3 separate regions of the Mus musculus genome follow, and all the other regions are linked to region 3. A link is a loop called in an ENCODE intact Hi-C map of the cell type or tissue named here. Cell type or tissue: left cerebral cortex. All regions are shown on one strand.

Evidence for each region. Hi-C counts contacts between places; a loop is a spot of excess contacts. Peaks named below come from ENCODE experiments on the same cell type or tissue, not always from the same donor. Only the 100,000 strongest peaks of a DNase experiment are listed, where the experiment ranks them.
Region 1: it touches region 3 in a loop (3-fold over the local background); 25 of 42 quality-filtered maps call a loop at or near these places.
Region 2: a loop joins it to region 3, with 4 times the contacts of the local background. A loop is called at or near these places in 24 of 42 quality-filtered maps.

Annotation. Positions count from the first base shown.
Region 1 is chr8:10,439,061-10,447,060 of GRCm38, forward strand. It overlaps Myo16 (myosin XVI), which reads left to right. Exons shown (of 35, transcript NM_001319151.1): 19 at 573-644; 20 at 3,158-3,299. Among named protein-coding and RNA genes, the nearest start is that of Gm51561, 13 kb to the left of the region's middle. In left cerebral cortex, no CTCF peak of the experiment used is centred here; a DNase peak (open chromatin) is centred at 3,719.
Region 2 is chr8:11,008,623-11,016,622 of GRCm38, forward strand. Irs2 (insulin receptor substrate 2) reads right to left here and starts at 307. Exons shown (of 2, transcript NM_001081212.2): 1 at 1-307. All of the region lies in intron 1 of 9530052E02Rik (RIKEN cDNA 9530052E02 gene), which reads left to right. In left cerebral cortex, a CTCF peak has its summit at 4,964 (motif pointing left); DNase peaks (open chromatin) are centred at 354, 1,002, 1,928, 2,627 and 1 more place; H3K4me3 peaks cover 1,582 bases; H3K27ac peaks cover 2,074 bases.
Region 3 is chr8:11,184,532-11,192,531 of GRCm38, forward strand. Gm15418 (a long non-coding RNA gene) reads left to right here and starts at 3,198. Exons shown (of 3, transcript XR_003947509.1): 1 at 3,198-3,487. In left cerebral cortex, a CTCF peak has its summit at 3,179 (motif pointing left); DNase peaks (open chromatin) are centred at 1,342, 2,156, 2,594, 2,679 and 5 more places; H3K4me3 peaks cover 1,190 bases; H3K27ac peaks cover 592 bases.

The DNA of each region.
Region 1 (8,000 bases), 750 kb before region 3:
CTTTCTTTTCTCGAAAGGGGGTGGTTGACAAACGTGCTTTCGTGGTCCCATTCTGCACAGGGGTATCATCATATACTTTAGATCATTTGATATTATTAGAATATTCTTTGCCCCAACCTGCTGTCCACACAGTATTTGGAGAGGAGTCGTTAGCTAAACATTATAAACTCACAATTACTTTCCTTTAAACACCATGTTCAAAAGCCCCTCTTGTTTGATATTGTTTTCATGGTCACATCTAGTTTTAAAAAAATATCCTCAAACCACGGGCTTCCAATAAATGGCCTATTTTCACCTGTTTCAAAGTTATTTTAATAAGGAATTTGGAAAAAAATAATCCAGCCCTATCTACAAGGGTGGTGAAGGGGAAAATATGTCCTTACTAAATCCAGACAGACACAAGATCCCACCAGTGTCTGGAGTACTAAGGCATTTCTCTAGATGAGTTTAAGCCAGAGAGTAGAAGTTGCTCTCCTTCTAACATGAAGTATGCACACAATGGACACAAATCGCAGTGTTCTTAGTGTTGAAATGCATGGTGCTTTCTTATTTACAGCTGTGTTTGATTTCAGTGGCAGGTATGTTGCAAGTGTCGACCGACGAGCTGGCATCCGCCCTAACAACTGATATTCAGTATTTTAAAGGTAAGTCCTTGTGCAACCTGACTTTTACCTTTGTACAGTCCCTGGGCTTCTTTGAAATGGGGAAATTAAACACAGCCTTGCCTGTCTCCACACGGGGGAAACTGTTTGCATGGACTGAGTGCCAGGAGAAAGCACTGAAAGGCTGCTGTATGGGAACCCTGCCATGCTCCCGGGAGATCATTCTGAGTAACTAGCCCCCTTCCTAATCAACCTGTCAGTTCAGAAAAACAAAGCCATCAATCTAAGAGGATGTATTCTCATAAAACATGGATCTTCATGGGGGAGGGGTGCGGCCTTCTCTCTGCCTTTCCCCGCTCAGAATGGGGGCTGTCATTTATTTGGTGTTTATGAGGGAATGGCATGGAGCCAAATGGTCCGAAGTTTGTCATTTCTGATCTCAAGAATGGTCAGGAGGCGGGCATAACTATTACTCTCCTCAGGGAGGAAAGTAGTCAGATTAAAAGGGGTTAATCACCAGAGATGCCAAGCCACTGGTAAAGAAGCTGTCTACCTTCACAGGGCGGCTTCAGCCCTCTGTGTATGCCTACTCCCTGTGGCACCCACTGGTGCAAGGCCGTGCTCCGTGCACAGGAGACTAGCACTCCTGCATGTGCTTCAGCTATCCACTGAAATGTCAGGATGGATGCCCTTCTTCAACCTTCCTCTTCATAGCTGTGAGGGCTGGCCTCCCCGGGCACTCTATGTCGAACTTACCAGCTGCTTCGTGGGTCTGGCTTGCAGGGATTTTGATGCTTGGCTAATGACCCCTACTGCTTAGAATCCCCCCTTCCATGCTAATCAACATACTGAGTTTTCCCATGATCCATCCAGCTGTTCCCCAGGTTCTGCTGGCTCCCCTTACCCCTCACCCTTCTCTACCAAGTAGGTTGGGTCCCTCTGACCTCTCAAAGAGCTTCCCTCCTCACAGCCCTCCATTTCCTGTCCAGCATCACAGCAGCAGCTTCTGTTGGTGTTTTCTTTCCTCTGGAAGTCGCTCACCTCCACGGGAATGAAATGGAAGTGTGCTTCTCACCTGCGCGCAACAGTCTTTCCAAGACACCACTTTTCTTAGAGAATGCTCCTCCCTATAGGACAGACTTCCAGGCCCCCTTAGCCATTCTTAGCCATGTCTCCATCTACGTCTCTGCTCCCACCTATGTCAAGTGCCTGGAGTTCTCAAGATGCTGCTGGTCTTTCTGAAGACATGTTCTTAGTCGGGGTTCTGTTGCTGTAACAAAACACCATGACCCAAAAGCAAGCCAGGGAGGAAAGGGTTAATTGTGCCTACACTTCTGAGAAGGAGGTCAGGACAGGAACTCAAGAGGGTCAGGAGACTTGAGACAGGAGCTGATACAGAGGCCATAGAGGGATGCTGCTTGCTGTCTTGCTTCGAATGGCTTGCTCAACCTGCTTTCTTAGAGAAACTAGGACCACAGCCCAGGGATGAGACCACCATGGGTTGGGTCCTCCCCGAATTGAGCATTATATGAGAAAATGCCTTACAGCTGGATCTCATGGAGGCATTTCGTCAACTGAGTCTCCTTCTTCTCCGATGACTCTAGCTTGTGTCCAGTTGACACACAAAACCAGCCAGTGCACATGTTAAATTCCGCTGGTCACTCACCATCCGGTTCCCTCAACACATCCCACCCAACCTCCTCTCACCACATTGCCCACCCTTCAGAGCTCCTCAACCACGTGAACCCGGAACTTTCGTGGTGACATCTGGAAGGCTGCACTTGTCCCCTGCCTTAGTGGGCTTTACCGCACCCATGGTTTTGACCGTGCTCTTTCAATTTAGTGAAGTTCTATCTTGTCTCAGTGGTGGCTCCCCTCTCTTTCCTTTCCCTCCAGCCAACTGAGGGACTCTCCCATCCCTGCCATCTGCTCAGCCTTAAGGACTGAGACTTAAGGACACGCCCTGCTGGCCAAGGCCACAGGCGAGCATTCTTGAGCCCGGCATTCACACACTGTCTCATCCAGCAGTACTGTACTGGATCTGCCTGCATCCCAGGTCACCCTAACTCTCTATCCTGAGTCCCTTCACTGGCCTTCCATTCTGGAACTTCTCCTCTCTCAGGATTCCCATGGCTCCACTTGAGAGTGACAGGGGCTTCTTCCCGAAGGCCCTGTTTTGTCCCCTGGACCCACAGGCACATTCTGATTGATTTGACCATTACTCTCCAGACAGGCAAGTGTTCAAATGCCCTGGGCCAGCTCAGTGCCCAACCAGTGAGCTATTATCCGAAAGCTCACTCACAGGACCCTGAGCTAGCTCTCCAACTGAGAGGAGGTGGCTCAGTTGCAGAGAGGTGCAGAGGTATGCGTAGAAGCCTTAGTAAGAAGTCAAGGTACACGACACTTCAGATGTCGATAACTGTCAGGCACCACCTTTCGGGGCCCTTTCTGGACATGGCGGACATCATAGAGTGTGAGTGGGACATAGACAGTTGTGTTGGCTTCTAACAAGGAGACCATTGTCCACAATTCTCCTCTTCCTTTCACTATTCCAGGAGATGTGATAATACGTCGACACACTATCCAGATGGCTGCGTTTTACCGCGACCTCCTGGCCAAGTCACTGTACAGTCGTTTGTTTGGCTTTCTGATAAACACTGTGAATTGCTGCCTCCAGAATCAAGATGAATATAAAAGGTAGGAACAGTGGATGCTTGCATCTATGTTTCGATGTCACACATAATTCAGGAGGTCTGGACACTGAGCCTTTGGTTACCCTGTCACAGCCCCCCTCAGTAGCTGTTAATGTTGATTGCAATGCCACACACAACTCAGGATTACAGGTGCTGGGCCCTGGGTTATCCAGCTGCATGCAATTCAGGTGCTGTGGATGGTGGCCCAAGTGTTACTCTGCTTTAGCCCCACCCTGGAGAGAGGCTTTACCTTACAGCATTGCCCAGGGCTGGCTTCATTCATGCTTCATTTTAGCAAGCTAACCTCTCTGGAAGGTATCAGTAATTATGCTTTAGAACTATAAGCCCCGCCCCACCTTGCCACCCACCAGCACTGAGGGATGAATCAAACTGTCTCTCATGCATAGATATGCAAATGTGTTCTCTCTAGAATGAAGGTATAGATGTGGCCTTTTGTGCACGAGAAGAATAGAAATTTCATGACTCTAGGAACAAGACAGTCTAAGAATATCTAAAGCTCAGGGGTTGGTGAAAGCCCACGTGTGTCTCTTTCAGAGCCAGTTTGATGATGTGTATGACTCTGCCTTGAGATTCCTCACCTGCTTCACGCGTTGTTTGACAAAGGGTCTCTGTGGTAATCCTCTTGGCTCATACCCTTAATCATCTCTAAGCAGTAGCTTTTCAGGGCTATTTGATCACCTAAAAATTATAGATTCCCCTGGCATTTTGTCAATGAAAACCTCCGTTATTATTCTTGTTACTGGTAATGACCTTGAAGAGACATCTGAAAGTAAAATCACACTCAGAAGTCTTCACAGGCATGCTTGACTTTGAATGAAACTCTGAGAATTTTTCTGCTGTCCTACAGTTCTTTACCAAATCCCTTGGATTAAGCCATTTCTTGGAAAATATTAAAATTAACATCAATTAATGGGAAAGTTCTGAGATAAGCATAGGTATTTCAGGTTTTGAACTAAGGGATGTTAAAGTTCTCTAAATGTACTGTGCAAAAGTCTCAGCACTCAACAGTGCATGTGTTCAACCTCCTGGGACGTTAGGGGGACTTCTGTGCAGAATCTCTCCTCTCTCTCTCTCTCTCTCTCTCTCTCTCTCTCTCTCTCTCTCTCTCTCTCTCCAGCCTGGCTCTCTCTGGGGTTATGAGGGCCCTAGCTCTTGCTTCTCTGGTTACTAGTTGGTCTGTGGTCCTCCATCTTCCCAACCCTTACCCACCCTACGATGCAATAACTAAGAGAAGGAGCTTAAGTTACAAAGGGTTTACTCTTTTTTTAAAAAATTGGTTATTTTATTTATTTACATTTCAAATGTTATCGCCCTTCCTGATTTCTCCTTCAAAACCCCCCTACTCCCTACCCATACCCCTGGCTCCACAAGGATGCTCACCCACCTACCCACCCACGCCCGCCTCACAGCCCTAGCATTCCCCTACCCTGAGTCATCGAGCTTTTACAGGACCAAGGGCCTCCCCTCCTATTGATGCCAGATGGGCTATCCTCTGCTACATAGGCAGGTAGAGCCATGGAAGGGTTTTCTTTTGTTTCTGCGTTGGAAGAGATACAGTCTGCCATGGCAGGGAAGGCTGAGGGTCAGAGCAGCCAAGCCCAGCGAGTCAGTGAGCCAGGAGGCAGAGGAAGGGGAATAACCAGGATTGAGTTTGTTCTTCCTTTTTACTCTTAACTTGGACCAGGATGCTGGTCCATGGCAAGGTACTGTCCACATGGGGGAGGGCACTCTTCCCTTACTTCAGTCTCACAAACAACCCACCAGAGGTGTGCCACACTAATACCCCCGTGCAGTTCTTAGTGCCATCAAGTCGGCAATAGGAAGATGTCAGTCTGTAAGTGTGACAATTATTCACAGCTGCTACCAATGTGCTAAACTTACCGAATTAACCTTGTAGAAAAATAGTAGCATCCTTGATCACGTGGACAGTGATCAATTCATGTTTAATTAGCGCATAAGCCCGGAGACTTCTAGAAAATTTCCACTTGACATTTGAATCCTGCAGAGTCTTGAATTTTTATGATTGGAAACACTTGGATAAGTTGAAGAGAGGAAGCGTGGCTTCTATTACAGTGGGTATCCTGCCTGGTGTATCAGAATGGGAAGGTGGAAGGCAGCCTTCGCCTTTGAATGTCTTTGTGGGGGGACATACCTGAGGAAAGTATTCATGGAGAACAAGAAATGAATCATAAATTATAGGTATACACTCCACCTCAAAGAGACAGCATCTCATTGGAATTATTAACATTTTTTTCAAGAGCTACCAAAGTTGGGTTTAAATGCCCTAGCAATGAAATGGAAACAACACCTGTAGTATTTCTAACACTTGGAAATTCTCAGAATATTCATATACTAAAGGTCTGCTTCTTGATTCAGAAAGGTTGGAGATGTTTTCAAAACCTTATAATACCTTGTGGTATTTACCAGTCGTCATTTATTCTAAAGTGTTACAATTTCATGGACAATGATAAGTTTACAACTCTGGTAACTGAGTGGGTGAAGTTGGCAAGCACACTGAAGTAGTGGGATATTGCCCCATTCGGTTTTATTGTGAACATTTCAAGGGAGAATAGATGCTGGTCAGCTGTACGTTGAGGGACGGTGGAAGGAGCGAGCGAGGTCAAGGCGGATCTGATATCCTCTCTGGGAAAGACCACCTCATTTCAGAACATAAAATGGATCTAATATGAAAACGTCTCTTCTTGATTCTGTGAAGACATTCCCGATGAAGCCTTGTGGTGTCAGGCAGGGGACTGTTCATGATGAGTTAGTTAAGAGGAACAAACTGTCCCCACACTTGCCTGGACAAGCCAGTCTGGAAGATTAATGTGAGCTCTTCTGGTCTCCTGTTTGTTGTGACCTTGACATCTGTGTGGCTCTCTCGGGACGCCTTAGGCTGTGGTTGAGGCAGGTCGGACATGAAGCACATGGGAGCGGTGCTAAGCTAAGTTCAAGGTGACCTGACGCACTGAGGAAGGGAAAGCCAACAACAGAAGCAGTGAGAGCATGGAAACCACTAACCACCATGCTTCATGTTTTCTTACATTTCTGTCGTTCCCAAAGTGTGTGTCCACACGTGCCTTTTGGGGTAAAATCCTGTTAAATAGCTAAAAACTAAAACCAGATATTTTATTGTTAAATGAGCAAGAACTGAGGTGAAACAGGAGCTCTCCAAAGTCTTTCTCATGGCGCATGCCTTTAATCCCAGCACTCGGGAGGCAGGGGCAGGCGGGTTTCTGAGTTGGAGGCCAGCCTGGTCTACAGAGTCAGTTCCAGGACAGCCAGGACTACACAGAGAAATCATGTCTCGAAAAAAAAAAAAAAAAAAGAAAAAAGAAAAAAAAAGAAAAAAAAGAAAAGAAAAGAAAAAAAACACATTTTAAAACCAGTTTTCAGATGTTAATCACTTCTGGGGGCATTTCTTTTTCTAAGCTATAATTTCTGGGCAGCGAGAGGAGTAGATGACGGTGTCGCTGCTAAAAGCTGGCGTAACCTACAGCACTGTGGACACAATCTGCTTTCAGGACCACCCCTTGCTCCCCAGCCTCCTGTGAAAGAGTCAGACCCTCCCTGTGGTCCCCTGCTTCACCTCTGTCAACCTCACCTCTGGTTCACTGCTGGTGGTACCCTGCTTCTAGGGATACTGTTGTCCTTCTTAGCTTGGGATCAGCCACGCAATGAGGCAAGAGGAGTCAGAATAACAAGTTATGTGTTAGAGCTCACATCTGGTGTGTCCACCAGGTCCCTAGCTCCTGACATGAGCAGTGGCCAGCTCCTGCTCTAATAGAGCCCAGGAAAGAACAGCTAAGGGCAGTTTCAGCCTGTTTCTTAGCCAAATTCTGTTCTTATCAAACACCAGAATATCAGTATATTAATATATTTGCTCACACCCCCTCCCAGTTTCCAATGGGAGACAGACAGCAGAGCTGCAGTGCCTGGGAGACATGTGTGTGGTGGACTGTCTGTGGAAGGAGGCCTGGGACTCCATAACGCCTTCAGAAGACACATGAGTGTCGTGTAGAGTCCTTAGACCCAGGAGATAAGTCTCCAGCTGATAGAGATCTTGGAGATCCTATTTTTATGGATCTCACCTTTATTTTTCTGTTTTAAAATCATGCAGCCAAACATGGATGACTGCTGGAGGTATAGAAAAATGCCCCCACAGTTCGTTAGTCTCTTAGTTACTTCTCTATAGCTGTGTTGACCAGCTATAGAGAAGCTGACCAGGACAACTTATAAAAGAAATTATTTATCCTAGCTTACAGTTCCAGAGGGTGAATCCACAGATCGTATGGCAGGCATCAGGCAGGCAGCACAGAGCCATAGATGAGAGCTCACGTTTTGAGACACAATCAGGGAACAGAGAGAGCTAACTGGGAATGGCACAGGTTTTTGAAGCCTCAACTAGTGGCACGCTCCCTCCAACAGAGCCACACCCCCTCCAACAGGGCCACACCTCCTAATCCTTCCTAAGCAGTCTACCAACTGGAGACCAAGTGTTCCAACATACAAGACTGTGGGCCTACCATCTGCTTTTATGGAGGCAACTCCTCGGTTGCGGTTCCCTCCTCTCGGATGGCAAGCTGTCGAGGTGGCATAAAGGTAGCTAGCACAGGCCCTGAGCAGGGTGTCCCATAGCCCTGGTGGGTATCAGTGGTGTGTGCACCACAGAGACAGGTATGGG
Region 2 (8,000 bases), 180 kb before region 3:
ATGCTCGGTGCGGGCGATGGCCACCCCCCCGCTTCGACTGTCCGCTGCCGCTGCTTCCCGGGCTCTCGGGCGGCGCCCGGGGACTGGCTGGCTGGGTCGAGAGTCGGGGTCCCCGAGTCGCGGGGCCGAGCTTAGAACGCGCGCGGCCCGTCTGCTGCCACCGTTCTGCACTGCGCGACGACGGTCTGCGTCCGGACACTCGGGGCCCACACTGCCACTGGGGCCGCTGCTGCCGTTGCTGCCGCTGCTGCTGCTGCCACCAACGACGACCCGGGCTTGTCGCGGTCCCCGCCGCACAGTGAGTAACACATCGCGCACCGAGTGACTGAACTAAGAGCAAAACAACACGTGACTCTGCGTTACGCAGGCACACTCGCGCGGACGCCCCGCCCCGCAGCCCTGCATTGGCGCCGCGTTCCCCGACGGACAGCGAGACGGACCAATGAGCGTGAGGCACGGGGGGGGGGGGGAGGCGGACCGACACCGGGCTGCGTTTCCCGCCGTCCCCTCCCTCCCCCTCTCCGAGGCCGGGCCGGGGCTCGGCGGGGGCCGGGCCGGGCTCATTAATCAGGGGCTCGTTGTGGATGCGGGCGGGGGCGATGCCACCCAAGGCGGGAAGCCCGCCGTGGAGAAGGCGGGTGCGGGGTTTGTGCTCCCGCCTCGCGTCCCACTAACTGGCCCCAGGCTTCCGCCGCGGAGGGGGAACGGGGGCGGGAGGTCGGATCTGGTGCGGGGCGGCGGTCGGACCCCAGCAGCCGGGGTGGGCGCGCGGCGCAGGGCGGTGCCCGCTGTGGGTGGCAGGCGCGCGGCCCGGCTTGTTTACGAGCATCGTTGCCCGCGAGCTCCGGGTCGATGGCAGCTCGGTGCCTTTTCCCGGCGGCGAGCCGATCGAGGGGCGCCCCGGAACCCGCCCCACCCTCCGCAGGCGTCCGCCCCCGGCCGTGGGCTCTTTCCGGGGCGTCATCAGAGCCATTCACTTGTCAGGTTCCCGGGAAGTGGAAGTCGCCTGTTCTGGATGTAATAGGAGAGAGGAGGAGGGCGTGCTGGCGTAGGAAAATGCGGTTTCCATAGTGCCGGGAAAGGGCGGGCCTGGGCGGGAGCGGGGAGCTGGGAGCGAGTGCTGGCGGGCGTCCTCCCCACGCCCCGCGCCCTCACCGCTCCCGGCCCGCGCCCCAAACCGTGTTCACCCAGCACCCGGGCTATGGGCGGGCGTCGCCGAACCTAGGAGCGCGGCCGCGGGCACAGCGCCAAGCCAAAGATGCCCTTGAACTGCTGCTTTGAATTTCTCTATCTACGTGGCCTTTGTGACTTTCAAAGTCGAGGGCAAATAAGCACCTGCATGTCTTCTCTCCTAACTGACAGCGTGAGGGCCGCTAGGAAGGGCAATGGTCCGCGCTCACGGAAGGCGGGCTTGGAACCCTGCTCTGGATGCGTAAACAAAACAAACCCTTGCCCATCTAGGGAGAAAGTATCTAAATGAAACAATTCAGGACCAGAGTTTATCTTACAATTTAACCTTGGTTATTTTGTTCTGAGTCCTGGAAGTTCGCGGTGGAATGCCCTGCATAATTTACAAATCATTGTAGCAATTACAATGACATGTTTAAGAAAAATAATTGCACAGTGTGATTCTGAAGACCATAGATGCTTTACCCTTTGTGTAAACTGTGCCTTAAACACCCTAATGATGAATTTGTGCCAAGATAACCCAAGCCGATATTGGACCTGCTCTGTTTTTAGCTTGTATGCGGCTATGATTATGATTATTGATGAATAGCAAAAGCCTGGGGAAAACCATCCATTAGTAAATATCATCATAAAATTAACCTCAAAAGGGTGTGTTGAATTGGGTCTTCCATTTTAAATTATACTCTTTAAAAATAAAGGACCAGTAGATGCCACTGTTAGCGTCTCTACGTGTGCAAGGGTGTGTGGCTACACACCCTCGCACACATATCCCTCTATGTGCAAGCTGTGGTTGTGAGTGTGCCAAGCACACGGTCTTGTGGTCGTTGGCTTTTATGCCGCCTCTATCACCAAGCATTATCGCTAACCAGAAGAAACGTAACAACACGACAGGATTTTTATCTTGGAGCTCGAAGAAAATGTGGCTCGATTTTTATTGATTGTGATAATTTACATCCCACTTTATGAGACACATAAATGAGCCTGTGTGTTCTGTAACCTGAAATAGCGCAGGACAAGAGGCCACAGCGTCAGTACCCTATGCTTTTCTTTGAAAAAAAAAAAAAAAGCACCATTTTTGCTTTCTTTTTTTATTCTGACTCTCAATACAAAATTAGATTTTTAGGAATGCATTGAGTGCTGACGTTCTGTGTCCAGTGGAGCCTGGCCAGTAGCAGCTTTGTTTTCCTTGGGGCTGTGTTAATGTTGCCTACCAGGGATCAGAAGCAGGTGACCTGTTGTGTGCTGCCCCAGTCACCAAGCTAGCAGCACAGGAGGGGTCAGGGGAGGTACCAGCTCTGTCAGTCGTATCTGCTCTCGACGAGGTGACGGGCCTCTCTCTTTACAACAAGGTGCTTGTTATTCTTCTGCCCTGGAAGCTCCAAGGGCAAAGTCAGAGAGGCTCCCACTCTATTAGAGAGCGAGCGCCCACCCTCGGAGCAACCTGCTTTCTCTCCTTCCTGCTGCCAGATAAGCTGCTTATTTACTGGAAGCCGGTTGTGTATCTTGGGATTTTCCAACTGTTCTCTCATACTTTTTCAGTACTAGTCAGCTCCTAACATCTGTCCACGTGCTGTGCTCACGGGGACTGGGTGCCATGTACCTGGCCTGTTGCCAATAAACAGCCTGGCTGCAGCTTTTCCTCCTGCCTTTTGATCTTTTCCTTAGAATCCTTCTTTTCCTTTCACAGCTGACAAATGACCATAAGGTTTTGTTTGGTTATTTTTTGATTGTTTTGAGACAGAGTTTCTCTGAATAGCCCTGCCTGTCCTGGAACTCACTCTGTGGACTAGAGTAGCCTCTAGGTCTGAGATCTGCCTGCCTCTGCCTCCTGAATGCTAGGATTAAAGGTGTGTGCCACGGCTGTTTACCAAGGAAGATATGGGATTTTATTTTTAATAAAAATTCATGTAATTTTGCTTCTTTTATTAAAGATAGCCTTTCAGGAATAAGTTAAGTATTTTCATTAAGTTCTTAATTGTATAAATAGGTAAAATGCATTTAAAATTCATGATATAAATACTATTACCAAAATGAATCATAGATTTTTTTTCATGTAGAAAGGCTAGTATAGGAGAAAAGTATATAGTTTTAAAGTTTTTCTTTAATTCTTCATGCATAATGTGTCTGACAGAATTTTATGTCTAAGTCAACTTTGAAAGCTGACTAAGCAAATTGTCAAGTGGACTGCTACATGGCCAGTGTGAACAGCCCTCACTTAAAATGTGTTCCAGGAAGCCTAACAATAGTTTATGTTGGCAAGTCTGTTTCCCCTTTAGAAAGGATGGCATAGTTGGCCCTGTTACACTGACCTCAGTAACTTAGTTCACAAGTATATTCAAAACATTTGCATTTCTGATGAATGAACCTTGAGCAGACTTTTGCCCATCTAGGATTAATAGGGAGACTTGCTGCATTTAATGAGCCCCCCCTCGCATCTCTTTGCTAGTATGTTTCAACTGAAATTACACAAGAATTTTGTAATATGTGAACTCTGTGTTTGCAACAGGATAACTTCTCGGCAAGAATGTAACTGTTGTCTACCTCACTCAGTATCTGTGCTTGGAAGTGCCAACAGCTCAACAATCAGAACGTGTAAAAACTCAGCAGGCAAAAACAGGTGAAGCTCTATTAAGTTCAAGGTCAGCCTAGTCTACTCACAGCCCAGTCATGTCTCTTAGTGAGACCTTGTCTCAAAAATGAAACAAACAAAAGAGGAGAAGAAGGAGGAGGAGAAGGAGGGGAGGAAGGAAGGAAGGAAGGAAGGAAGGAAGGGAGGGAGGGAGGGAGGGAGGGAGGGAGGGAGGGAGGAAAGAAAGAAAGAAAGAAAGAAAGAAAGAAAGAAAGAAAGAAAGAAAGAAAGAAAGGAAGGAAGGAAGGAAGGAAGGAAGGAAGGAAGGAAGGAAAAAAAGGAAAGAAAGAAAGGAAGGAAGGAAGGAAGAAAGGAAGGAAGGAAGGAAGAAAAAGAGCTTATGTGAATGTGTATACATTGATTGTATTATTTCATTAGACACTGTAATAGCTTTCCACCTTAGTATTCATTCTGTCCATTAAAAATGTTGATTCGCCGGGCGTGGTGGCGCACGCCTTTAATCCCAGCACTCGGGAGGCAGAGGCAGGTGGATTTCTGAGTTCGAGGCCAGCCTGGTCCACAGAGTGAGTTCCAGGACAGCCAGGGATATACAGAGAAACCCTGTCTCAAAAAAAAAAAAATGTTGATTCAACAGTCTTGATAATCCTAGGCACTAACTCAAGGATGGTTTTCTAAAATAAAGGCTTACTGAATGCTACAACCACCATAACGTATAAAGTAAGAACTGCCTGCTTCTGGGTCCACACAGTGGATGCCAGGGACATTAAGAATGTCTCTGAAAAAATAAAAATAAAAATAAATAAAAAAAGAATGTCTCTGAAGTGACACAGCTATGTTTTCTGAAGGAGAAATAGGGACAGCTGGGAGTGACCTTCTGCAAGTCCCTGAGCCTCTGGAGAGCAAGGTCAAATTATGCTCTTTGCTCTGTGCTGTGGATCAGGAGCAAGCAGTTGGCCTGGGCTCCAGAAGTAACTGACACAGCCAGCTGCCTCCTGCCAGGTGGCCCAATGTTTGCTGAAATTGTTTCTCACTCCAAAACCTGCCATGTCCTTACAACCATTAGCGGGCTGCTTCTCGAGTCTGTATTGTAAGGTTGTTTTTAAAACCCAGCCTTAAGGATTTCTACCTCGGGAAATGTGACTGGCTCTTACCCACACTGCCACCCACTGGCGACGTCTTTTTCTAAGGCGTCCAGTGAGCACAGCTGCCCCTCTGCTGGTGCCTGAAGGGTTGTTTCATGAAATTACTTCCCACCTACCGTACATCGGCTTTGCTGAGATCCTGAAGGATGGCAGTTAAATGTGATTTAAGATGTAAGAGAGACGCATCGGTGCAGAGGACAGAGTAACAGGTGAGGAGGGACGTGATCAAGGCCTGGGAGCAGACCAGCAACTGTGGAACGAATATGAGCACATTCAACACCATAGGGTGCAAAATATCTACTAACAACAATTTAAAGTTTCGGAAAACAAACCAGCACAAGAAATCAAGAACTTAAACTCAGGATTATGCTATGCCTTGCTAGATAACACCAAAGCTAACCTTCCTCTACACTGGCTATTCAACTTCAGATGCTTTGTAGAATAAGCCAGTGTCACATAGAAAAATTTCAAAATGAAATAAAAAAATATGAGTGGGAAAGAAAATAATATGAATGACAAGTGTCAGTCACAAGTGTGTATCGGTGTTTCTGAGTAAAATAGTTAGAATTGTGTGCTAATGACTTCTTAGCTCATTCTGAATATGCAACCTTTTTTTTTTTCTTTTGATTACTTGGTCTCAGTTTAGACCATGTTGGATTCTATTTTATGCTGCAATATAATGGCAATAGGAAGATCAGTGGTCTGTTTAGAGAGAGCTATTATTTGCCTAGAAGGAAGGATCCCAAAGGCTTGATTGATGTGTGTCCTGCCAATCACATCCTTGGGATTCTGCCTTTACAACAAAAGCTGGCATACAGTATCAGTAACAGTAGTTGGGTCTGGAGAGATGGTTCAGTGGTTAATAGCACCTTCTGCTTTTCCAAAGGGCCATGACAGATGGTTCACAACTGTCTACACAGCTCTGGGGAATCCAATGCCTCTTCTAACCTCTGAAGGCACTCAAATACACGTGACATTCACTCAGACAGACACACACACACACACACACACACACACACACACACACAGAGATAAACTAAATATTAAAAAATAAAATACCAGGCGTGGAGAGACTACTCAGTGGTTAAGGGCACTTTCTGCTCTTGCAGAGGACTTGAGTTCAGTTCTCAGCAACTACAGGAGGTTTACAACTACCTGTAACTCAAGTTCCTAGGGATATAACACCTTCTGACCTCAAAGCATCAGACAGGCATGTAGTGCACGTAGATATGTGCAGAGGACGTTCACACATGCATATAAAAATAAATCTTAAAAATGCATCAGAAACAGTAAACTCATAAGAGTGTCACATTCTCTTAAGCTCTCACCTTTCTTACTCTCATCTCTAGCTCTCCTTTTCCCTCTCCCTTCTCCCCTTCTTTGCCACGTGGCCGTGGCCAGCCCCCCCCCCCCTCTCTTCAATAAAGCTCTAAAACAAAAAACAAAAAAAGTGTCACATTGTTGTGCTCACCCTGACACATGGCCCTTAGCGTATTCAGAGGAAATTTAAAATTCCATCCTCTGAAATGTAGATGTTATAAGTATATGATTCTTGGTCAAGAGGGAACTCAACTGGTGTCTTTTAATTCCTGGATACAGAATTCCCATCTGTATGTCCTATGACTCCACATATTCATAAAAGAGTAAACAAGAGAATTTGGGCTGGGGATATAGCTCAGTAGTGAAATGTTGACCAACATGGATGGAACCCTAGGCTGCAACCAAAAAGAAAACAAAGCCATTTAGCTCTTCACGCATGTCTTATACTTTTGCCTTATTTAAAACATTTCTAACACAAATGATAGTAACTAAACTAAGTAACTGAAAAGTACACACATTCTCAATTTCCCCAAAACAAAGTAACCAAATCAGCTTGTGAAATGCAGGCAGTATCCCCTGAAACTGCTCATCCAGAGGCTGGAAACTGCCCTTTATACAGACACAGTCTAAGAGGTAGTACTGGGGATCAGTACTGCCCTTTATACAGACACAGTCTAAGAGGTGGTACTGGGGATCAGTACTGCCCTTTATGCAGACACAGCCTAAGAGGTAGTACTGGGGATCAGTACTGCCCTTTATACAAACACAGTCTAAGAGGTAGTACTGGGGATCAATACTGCCCTTTATGCAGACACAGTCTAAGAGGTAGTACTGGGGATCAGTACTGCCCTTTATGCAGACACAGCCTAAGAGGTAGTACTGGGGATCAGTACTGCCCTTTATACAGACAAAGTCTAAGAGGTAGTACTGTGGACCAGTAGCAGCAGACCTTCCAACATTGGCAACTTCCTTCTTGGGGTTTTAGAGGCCACACCAATGCTGCTGGGCTAAAAAGAGAATTACACGTTGATCCTATCTTAACGTGTTCTTCACTATGGAGTGGAATAGTGCCTATCCGGTAGGTTCTGAATTTGAACATTTGGAAACCCTATTATGAAGCCTCACTGTAATTAAAAACAAAACAAAACAACAAACAAACAAACAAACAAACACCTGAGATGTACTGTGACTTGTTTGACCTTTATCTGGGTGAGCGCAGCCGCGCAGCATGGTGGGGGTTCAGGATGACAGCCATGTCCTGAAGTATGTGTGTTAGAAGGGATTGATGGACAAGCTATTAGTGTATCTTCAACTCAGATCATAAAAATCAGCCAACACTAAGCACCTAAGCATGCCGTGGGTATCTGTGAAGCCTCATTGTTTACAATGATCCAGAATGCATGTCTTTGCCTCTGAACTCTTCTGCCTCCATAAGGTTTATGGGGCTAAAGACTTCTGTTTTTATAAGCATCTTTAGTTGTGACATAGAATTTGAAAATAGAAATTGTCACATGTTATTGCAACATCGTCTGGTCTTTTCTCAACTGTAGTTTTAATTCCTGATACTGTAGTTTTAGCCCATCCTTTCAGAGTAAATGGTTTCTATCTTTCTTTTCCATTTTTTTTCTTAAGGCCATACTTTATGTATATCTATTAAAAACATAATAGAATGATTTGATGTGGTTCTAATCCTTAAGCGTGGAGAGTTTCATTGTCAGCATTCATATTAGAATCCACAAAGATTCCAGGAAAAGACGATA
Region 3 (8,000 bases):
AGCCCCCATTCCAGTTATCCCAGACCCACATGAAGACCAAGCTGCACATCTGCTACCTATGTGCAGGGAGGCCTGGACATATGTCCAGACAGTGTATGTTCTTTGGTTGGCAATTTAGACTCTGAAAGCCCCAAATGTCCAGCTTAGTTGATTCTGTTGGTCTCCTGTGGAATTCCTATCTTCTTTGGGGCCCACAATCCTCCCTCCTATTCTTCCATAAGGGTCCCCAAGCTCCATCCACTGTTTGACTGCGGGTGTCTACATCTGTTTGAGTCAGTTGGTGGGTGGAGCCTCTCAGAGGACAGCCATGCTAGACTACTGTCTGCAAGGATAACAGTGTCATTAATAATGCCAGAGATTGGTGCTTGTCTATGGGATGGGTCTCAAGTTGGGCCAGTTATTGGTTGGCCATTCCCTCAATCTCTGTTCCATAGCCAATCCCTGCATTTCTTGTGGACAGAATAAGCTTTGAGTCAAAATGTTTGTGGGTAGGTTGGTATGTTCTACCAGGGTTCCTGTCTGGAGATGTTGCCTTGATTTGCATCAGGATCAAAGGCCACTGATGTAGCCTCAATGTGACATGCCTTCAGTATGTTGTGAGCATGAGCTCTTGGGCCTCAGCTGTTGTGTGACAAGGTGTGGAACCTTTTGCATGTGAAGTGTTCACCAGCAGATGAAGGGTTATAATCCGGATAGCCACTGAGACATGAACAGCCTCTGCTTCTACCACCACAGCCACAAGCAGCTCTCAACACCAGGCCCTCAAGACCATCTTGGCTCGTGCACTGCTACAGTGCTGTTCGGTAAGACCCCAGTCTTTATGATGCAAAGTTTCAATTGTACTTCACACAATCATTATGTCGGGGGAGGGAGGGGTGCACTCACCATGTATACACGTGTGAAAAACTTGCAGTTAGTGTCAGATGTCTTCCTCTATAGATCTCCATCTGGGGTGTGTGTGTGTGTGTGTGTGCGCGCGCACGTGCGTGCATGTGTGTGTGTGTGCATATGTGTGCCTGTGTGTGCATGTGTGTGTCCAAGTATGTTTGTTGTTTGTTTGTTTGTTTGTTTAATGAGATGGGGTCTTACTGCAAAGACAAGACTGGCCTCAGACTCCCAGCAACCACATACCTCTGCCTCGAGTGCTAGGACTAAAAGTGTGTACGGTCACGCCCAGTCCACCACCTCACTGAATCTGGAGTGACTGTTGTTGACTGCTTAGACTGGTTGGCCAGGGAACCCCACCCATCTGCCTGTCTCTAGTCCACTAGTACTAGGATTATAGATGTGAGCTGTCACACTCTGGGATCCAAACTCCAGCCCTCACACTTACCCAGCAAGCTCTGTCCCAACACCCATCCTCCCAGCCCTTCCCACACACTTCTGTCTAAGAAGTGCTGATGCTTACAGAGCTGCCAGCCATGATGGACAGAGCAAAGGAAAGAGCAGTGCCCAGAGGGAAGGTCCCAAGGCCACACCCACCTTGTGTCTCCCCTTCCTCCTCTTAGGGCCCTGGATGCTCTGGGGCCCAGTACCAGATGAGGCAATGGTGAAGAGAAAAGATTTCTCTCCTTTGAGCCGCACAAGCTGAGCTGTGCTCTGCACCTGCCGAGGTGTTCTGGGGTCTCCGATACCTGAATCTTCAAGGTTCTGTGGAAAAGTTTGTCAGAACTCCCTACTGCCAGGTCCCCCACTCTGGACAGCCAGCCCTGCCTTGTCCTCACAGATCATATTTCCCAGCTTCACTGGGCTAGAGCCCCCTTCCCCAGAGGAGACCCTTGTGCAGAGGGCAGGTGTGGAAGGATAGATGGGGGGTGGTGCATAGCCAGAGGCTAAGCCCACCTGTGGTACAAATGCATCACCTCTAAGAATGATGAGACACTCACAGCGGGAGCTGGTGAACCGGCTCCGTCGGTAAAACGCTTACTTTGAAAACATAAGGACTTGAATTCAGATCTCCAAGACCCAAGTCAAAAGCTGGGCATGGTCTCTCTCTCTCTCTCTCTCTCTCTCTCTCTCTCTCTCTCTCTCTCACACACACACACACACACACACACACTTGTAATATAGCACTGGATGGTAGAGACAGGAGAATCTTGGCGGCTTGCCCAACAGCTAGTTTAGACAATCGATGAGCCTCTCCAGAGACCATGTCTCAAAGGAGAAGATAGACACTGATAAAGGAGACGCCCAGCAGTCGCTTCTGGCTTCCATATATGCACACACACATGCATAGACCACAACACACACACAAACACAACAATGTCCATTTTCTTGGCCTCTGGTGTGGCAAGCACCCTTCTCCTGTAACCAGAACATCTGTTAAATATCAGCAGATTAATTGACTGATAGAAAGTTCTGACTATAGAGAACCCAAACTACCTGGGCTATCTTCAGCCCCCGCCCCCCTTATAATCTACTAATGCCAGCCTAATATCTGATCTAACATCCGGCATCCCTGGGACCATTTGGTGAATCTTTCAGATGCTATTTAGCAAACTCTCAGCTTCCCTGGCACCAGAGCTAAGAATATTACCAGATAGCATCTGAAACTGACAGCAGAGAGCTCCCTGTCCGCTATAACCCCTACCAGATGTCCCCAGCAGCATTTGTAAATGCACTGATTTATTTATGGCTTTGTTTTGGTTTGTGACTACTAAAGTCACCGGTCCACAGCGGAACATGTCGTTCAAGGTAACATGAATAAACAAATCCAGGTGCTGGCTCATCTCTGCACTCTTTGCACCAGGAGCTGTGTTTGGCATAAACACTTCCCTCTCTCGGAGTCATACCATGAGACCCTGTGCACTGATGCTGTGGGTCCGTATTCCCAAATCCTTCTCCCCTGGGGAAAGGGTCCTTAGTCCCTTGGGCTCCTACTCAAGTCCTACCAAGCTGTTGCAAATCCACATTCCTCTTTTTCATGCAAAATGAAATTACACCCAACGCTCAGGAACGTGCCTCCACTGCCGCTGTGATTTCTCCCAGAACTCCCCACTCCTCACCCTTCACACAAGGCCAGGCCAAGTCATCCTTACTGTATTCTCACTGTACTTTCACAATTTTAATTCACAAACCCTGTTCTGTTTCTTCTGGGCTTCCTGATGCACAGCAGACCCTTAACCCTTCTGCCAGGGTTAAGCGCGATAGCAAGTGGACAAGGGCGCCACCTACAGGTGATTTTGACAAATAGCATAGATGCCCTCAAACTGGGCGGCAACTTGGTCATCGGTGTGTAAGGACCATCACTGGGATGTGATGATCGCATAGCGACCGCCCTAAGTTCCCAACTGCATCCGCAAGCTGGCTGGTCCCCGCAGGGCGTCCAGGTACACGCTGTGCCAAACTTGCCCGCAGCAACAAGCCAAGGGAATCGCGTGGGAAAATGGAAAACAGGCCTGCACGCCTCCGCGGGAAGTTGATGATCAGCAGGAACCGAATCTCCGAAGTCACCCGCAACCCCGCTCAGACTGGCAGTCTAAAAAAGGTATTTCCTGGTGGCGGGAGGGTGACTCAGTTTCCCGGTGACTCAGCGCCGCAAGTGCGCGGTGGTGCGGGTGTGCACCGCTATTCCGGGTGAGGCGGTGGATGGTCCTCGCGAGCCCGCGCAGCTCAGGAAGCTCAAAGTGGGGTGTAAGAGGAAGAGCTCCCCACGCGGGGGATGCGGGGAGGTGACTCAGCTGCGACACAACGCTCGCGGGGCTGCAGATCCGCGCCACCGTGAACCCCTGTTCAAAAGCGCGCAGGCCACTGGGTCCCCACGCGCGCATTTGTTCCTGTGCTTCCCCAAGGACAGGCCACTGTCCCCCAATGAACACGCTCTTCTCAATATCCTGTGCCATGTGGTCACAGGAGACTTCGTCCCGGGACATGTCCCTGCGGCAAGTGCCACAAGTGACCCATTCCCCCGCGTGGGAATTGCGATCCACACTCTAGAGCCCCCACCCCCACCCCTTCAAGCCCTTGGAGCTTGGATGCAAACTCCAGAGGTGACTGGGTAGCTCAGCTGTCCTGTTCCTGGGCTACAGTTACAACTTATGAGTCCTGAGGGCCAGCAAGGAACTGGTAAGAGCTGTGTGAGCCCACAAGGCACTGAACTAGCCCGCAGCTCTCCTCACAACAGTGGGGGGGGGAGGGGGGAGGAAATGTCTGGGATGCTGCCTGCCCTCCACCCGCAGAGCTTGGCTCCCACCGCCTTGGAGTCTGAATCTTCCAGAATGGAGCAGCCTAACAATCGATACCATGGCTCAGAGAGGATCAAAGGGCTGTTTTCCATTGCAGTTCAGAGCCCAGGGAGCCTTCCACACCAGCACCCACAGATGCTATGCTGCCATCTATGCGGCTATGCGGCATAGATAGGAAAATTTGCTTTCCAGAGGATGGAGGATGGGGAGGAGTTTTTCTCCTAATGTATCAAAACAAAACAAAACAAAACAAAACAAAACAAAAAAACTTTATCTTGGGTGTGATTTGTAGGGAAAAAGAAGAGGGAACTTGAGATACCTAAATTCAAGTGCAAAGTGGATACCTCTCAATGGGTCACCATTTCTCTCTCTCTCTCTCTCTCTCTCTCTCTCTCTCTCTCTCTCTCTCTCTCTCTCTCTCTCTCTCTGGCAGGCACACACACACACACATCCCAAATCCATGTGACCTGGACTTTGTAAGGGGGGGGGGGGAGTTACTACTTTGTAAACTAAGAGGATGCCAAATTGAACATTAGATTAACTGGGGACACACACACACAAGTGTAATTTTCTTCTCTCAAGCCAACATCGGAATAGCCCCCCAAATGCAAGTAACTTGATCATGAAAATAAGGACAAGGGGCTCCAAGTGTCACCTGTGGATCTCTCAGATCTGGAATTTCGAAGGCCGAGGACTACAAAACCCTCAAACTGGGCCCAGTTTGAAGCACTTGAACTATTGTGGTAAGGCCATCTTAAATCCAAGAGCATGAAATGCAGCTTTGCATTGTAGGAATCAAATCAGAGTAAATCATTCAACTACAAGTGAGGACAAACAACAGAATCGTCTCAAAGCCATTTTGATAAACTTGTAAAAAAAAAAAAAAAGATGCAGAATGTAGTTCAGGCTGGTGTGAAGGAAGAGCCCGGATGTAATCCTCAGCTAACCCTCTTTTCTCTTTTCCTCTTCGTGGGGACACTGTGAAGTAGGCAAGTGTTTGATTTCATTCCCAACCCAACCCTCTGGTCTATCTCTTCCTGTTGCATAACTGTACTTTTAATTTCGACCTAATTTTCACATCTGACGGGTCGTAAGCTTGTTCTCCGATGACTTGCTTCTTACACGGAGCACTGTAAAGGACGGGTGTTCTTTAGTCCCCCTGTTCCTCATACCTAAAACACAGCGAGTGTTTATGCTGACGATAAAACAGACAGAAGAAGAGAGGGATGGATGAGGAATGTATGGGAGGAGCCGTGGGTGGGAGGAGCCGTGGGTGGGAGGAGCCGTGGGTGGGAGGAGCCATGGGTAGAGGAGGTAGATAATGGCTGGGTAGGTGGGTGCCGGGTAGATGGGTGGGAGGAAGGACTGAAGCACAGGATGGAGGCAGAGTGCAGAAAGGCTAGATGAGGGAGCGCAGTCGGGCTAGCTTTTCTCTTCCTGTAGATTCCTCCCAACTTACGATTTTGGTTTGGAAAAACTTCAAATAAAAAAAAAAATGACCTAAATCGTGCAGATCCCCAGCCTCTTCTATAGTTTATATGTGGCAGAGCCAGAATCTATTTCCTCTCAGTACAAGGGATGGAATACTCTTTCCAGGCAAGCACACCGTTTCGGTGATGTGCCCACAACCTGTAAGACTTGTATCTAAATAGCAATTGTTCTAGTGCCCTGACTACAACACAGTGGCCTTTGGAGTCAGACACGAGATGAGCAGGTGATCTAAGGAGTTGAGGGATCTGGTATGAAGCTGACAGGGCCCCCAGTTAACGCAGAGAATACGTGTTGTGTGTAGTGATATCCACAACAGACAGCTGCTCCAGGAGAGCCAGCAGTCACGTGGAGATAGAAGAGCCCTGGCAGAGTCGCCAACTAAATCAGGGACGCGCAGTGCTCTCGAGCATTAGAGAGGAGTGGGGAGTTTTAGTAGGGTAGAAAGTTCAGTGGTTAAGAGTGCTTGCCACACAGTCATGAGGACTAGAATTCAAATCCCAGTTCCCATAGAACAAGCCAGGCATCCCATCAGTACAGAGAAAGTAGGATTGCTGGGACTCGTGGGTTTCCAGTCTAGCTAAACAAACACAGTGACCGGTGGAGAATGAGACCTCACCTCAAACGGATAGGTGGAGAGTGAAAGAGGGTATTCAATGCCCTCTTCCGGTCTCTGAATTAACACATGCGTGCTCGTGCACACACACACATTAAATAAAAGCATCCTTTCAGAACAGAAGGGCAAAAGTTCAGCCATTTGCTCCAGTTTCACACATCACCCTATTTTGAAAGCTGATTTCATCTGCATCCCTTCCTTCACATGCATGCATGGACTGGCCAGTAGATGTCCGGAATGTGAATGACTCAAATCTGCTATGGTTTAGACAGAGATTTTCTCCAGGGAAAATTGGATGCTAAGTCCTCAAATGTGGTGGTGCTAGGATACTCTGTCTGTCCTCAAGTGTGGTTATGTTGAGATGTTTGGTCTTCAAATGTGGTGGTGCTAGGATGCTCAGTCCTCAAATGTGGTGGTGCTAGGTTGCTCAGTCCTCAAATATGGTGGTGCTAGGTTGCTCAGTCCTCAAATGTGGTGGTGATGGGAGGTGGTAAAGTCTTGGAAAGGAGGCCAGAAGCAGAAGGTAATTGCATCAAAGAAGGAATCGATGTACATCTATTGGACTGATTTAGCTGCCAAAAGAATGGGCTGTTATTTGAAGAACCGGTGTCATGTTTGCTTCTCTGGCCTCCTGTCTCACCCTGTGCCTTCCCCCATCAAGCATACTTCCATACACTGTCGTTAGCCATGTCATGAACAAGGACCTCACCTGGGCCCAGCAGATGAGGCTCCACAACTAGGATCTAGTAAGCTTTCCTCTAGATTAGCTCTCTCAGGACAGACCTGGACAGCACTGCCAAAGGCGACCAGGCATCAACATACACCCCACACGCGGAGCAGAAAGTGCAGCCTGGAACCTACCCCAGCAACTGGGCTCCCATGACCAAGAGCAGAAAGGCTTCGACACAGAAGAAAGGCACAAACCTATGGATTCAGAAGCTCAAAGAGACCAGATCCGTATCAAGGTGTAGTGTGATCAATTATGGGAAAACTGAGCAGAGTCAGCAAGGAACAGTACAGGAAGCCAGGGAGCATTGTGCTCTTCTGAGGGTGAGCGCCTGGAAGATTGCAGGGTCTCGCCTGACGCGGGGCCCAGACGAAGGGAAGGAAATGGCAGTGGGGAATGACTGAGAGGAACGAGATGTCACAATGCAATCTTCCAGGAACACGCAGTAAGGACATTTTCAGCTGACAAGAAACCAGACTCATCCTGCCCTGCAGACCTGCTTGCTCTAAAGGAAGTTCTTGAGCCACCAAGCATGTCGGTTCTAGAAATAAATATTTGGAATGAAGGGAGAAAACAAAAGTGAGAAATATCCCGCAAATTTTAAATTATTCTGGAGGTCACTCCTGCAATCGTAGCACCTTGGAAGCTGAGGCAGAAGAATTGCTGCAAATTTGAGGCGATTCTCCACCACATGTTGAGTTCTAGGCCAGCCTGGAATACATAATGCAGTCCTGCCTCAAACCAAACTCAAACCAAATTCAACTATTCTTTACTTCTGTTTTAAAAATATGTCAACATGACAAGCCGCAGAAGGTGGGTTAAAACAGCATGCTGGAAATGTCACACACACACACACACACACACACACACACACACACACACAAAACAGGAGAGAAGAACTAAATCTCAGGGGTAGCAAATAAAAAGTAAACAAAAACTGAGACACAAATCCAAATATAACAATAATTAAACATGAATGCAGTCT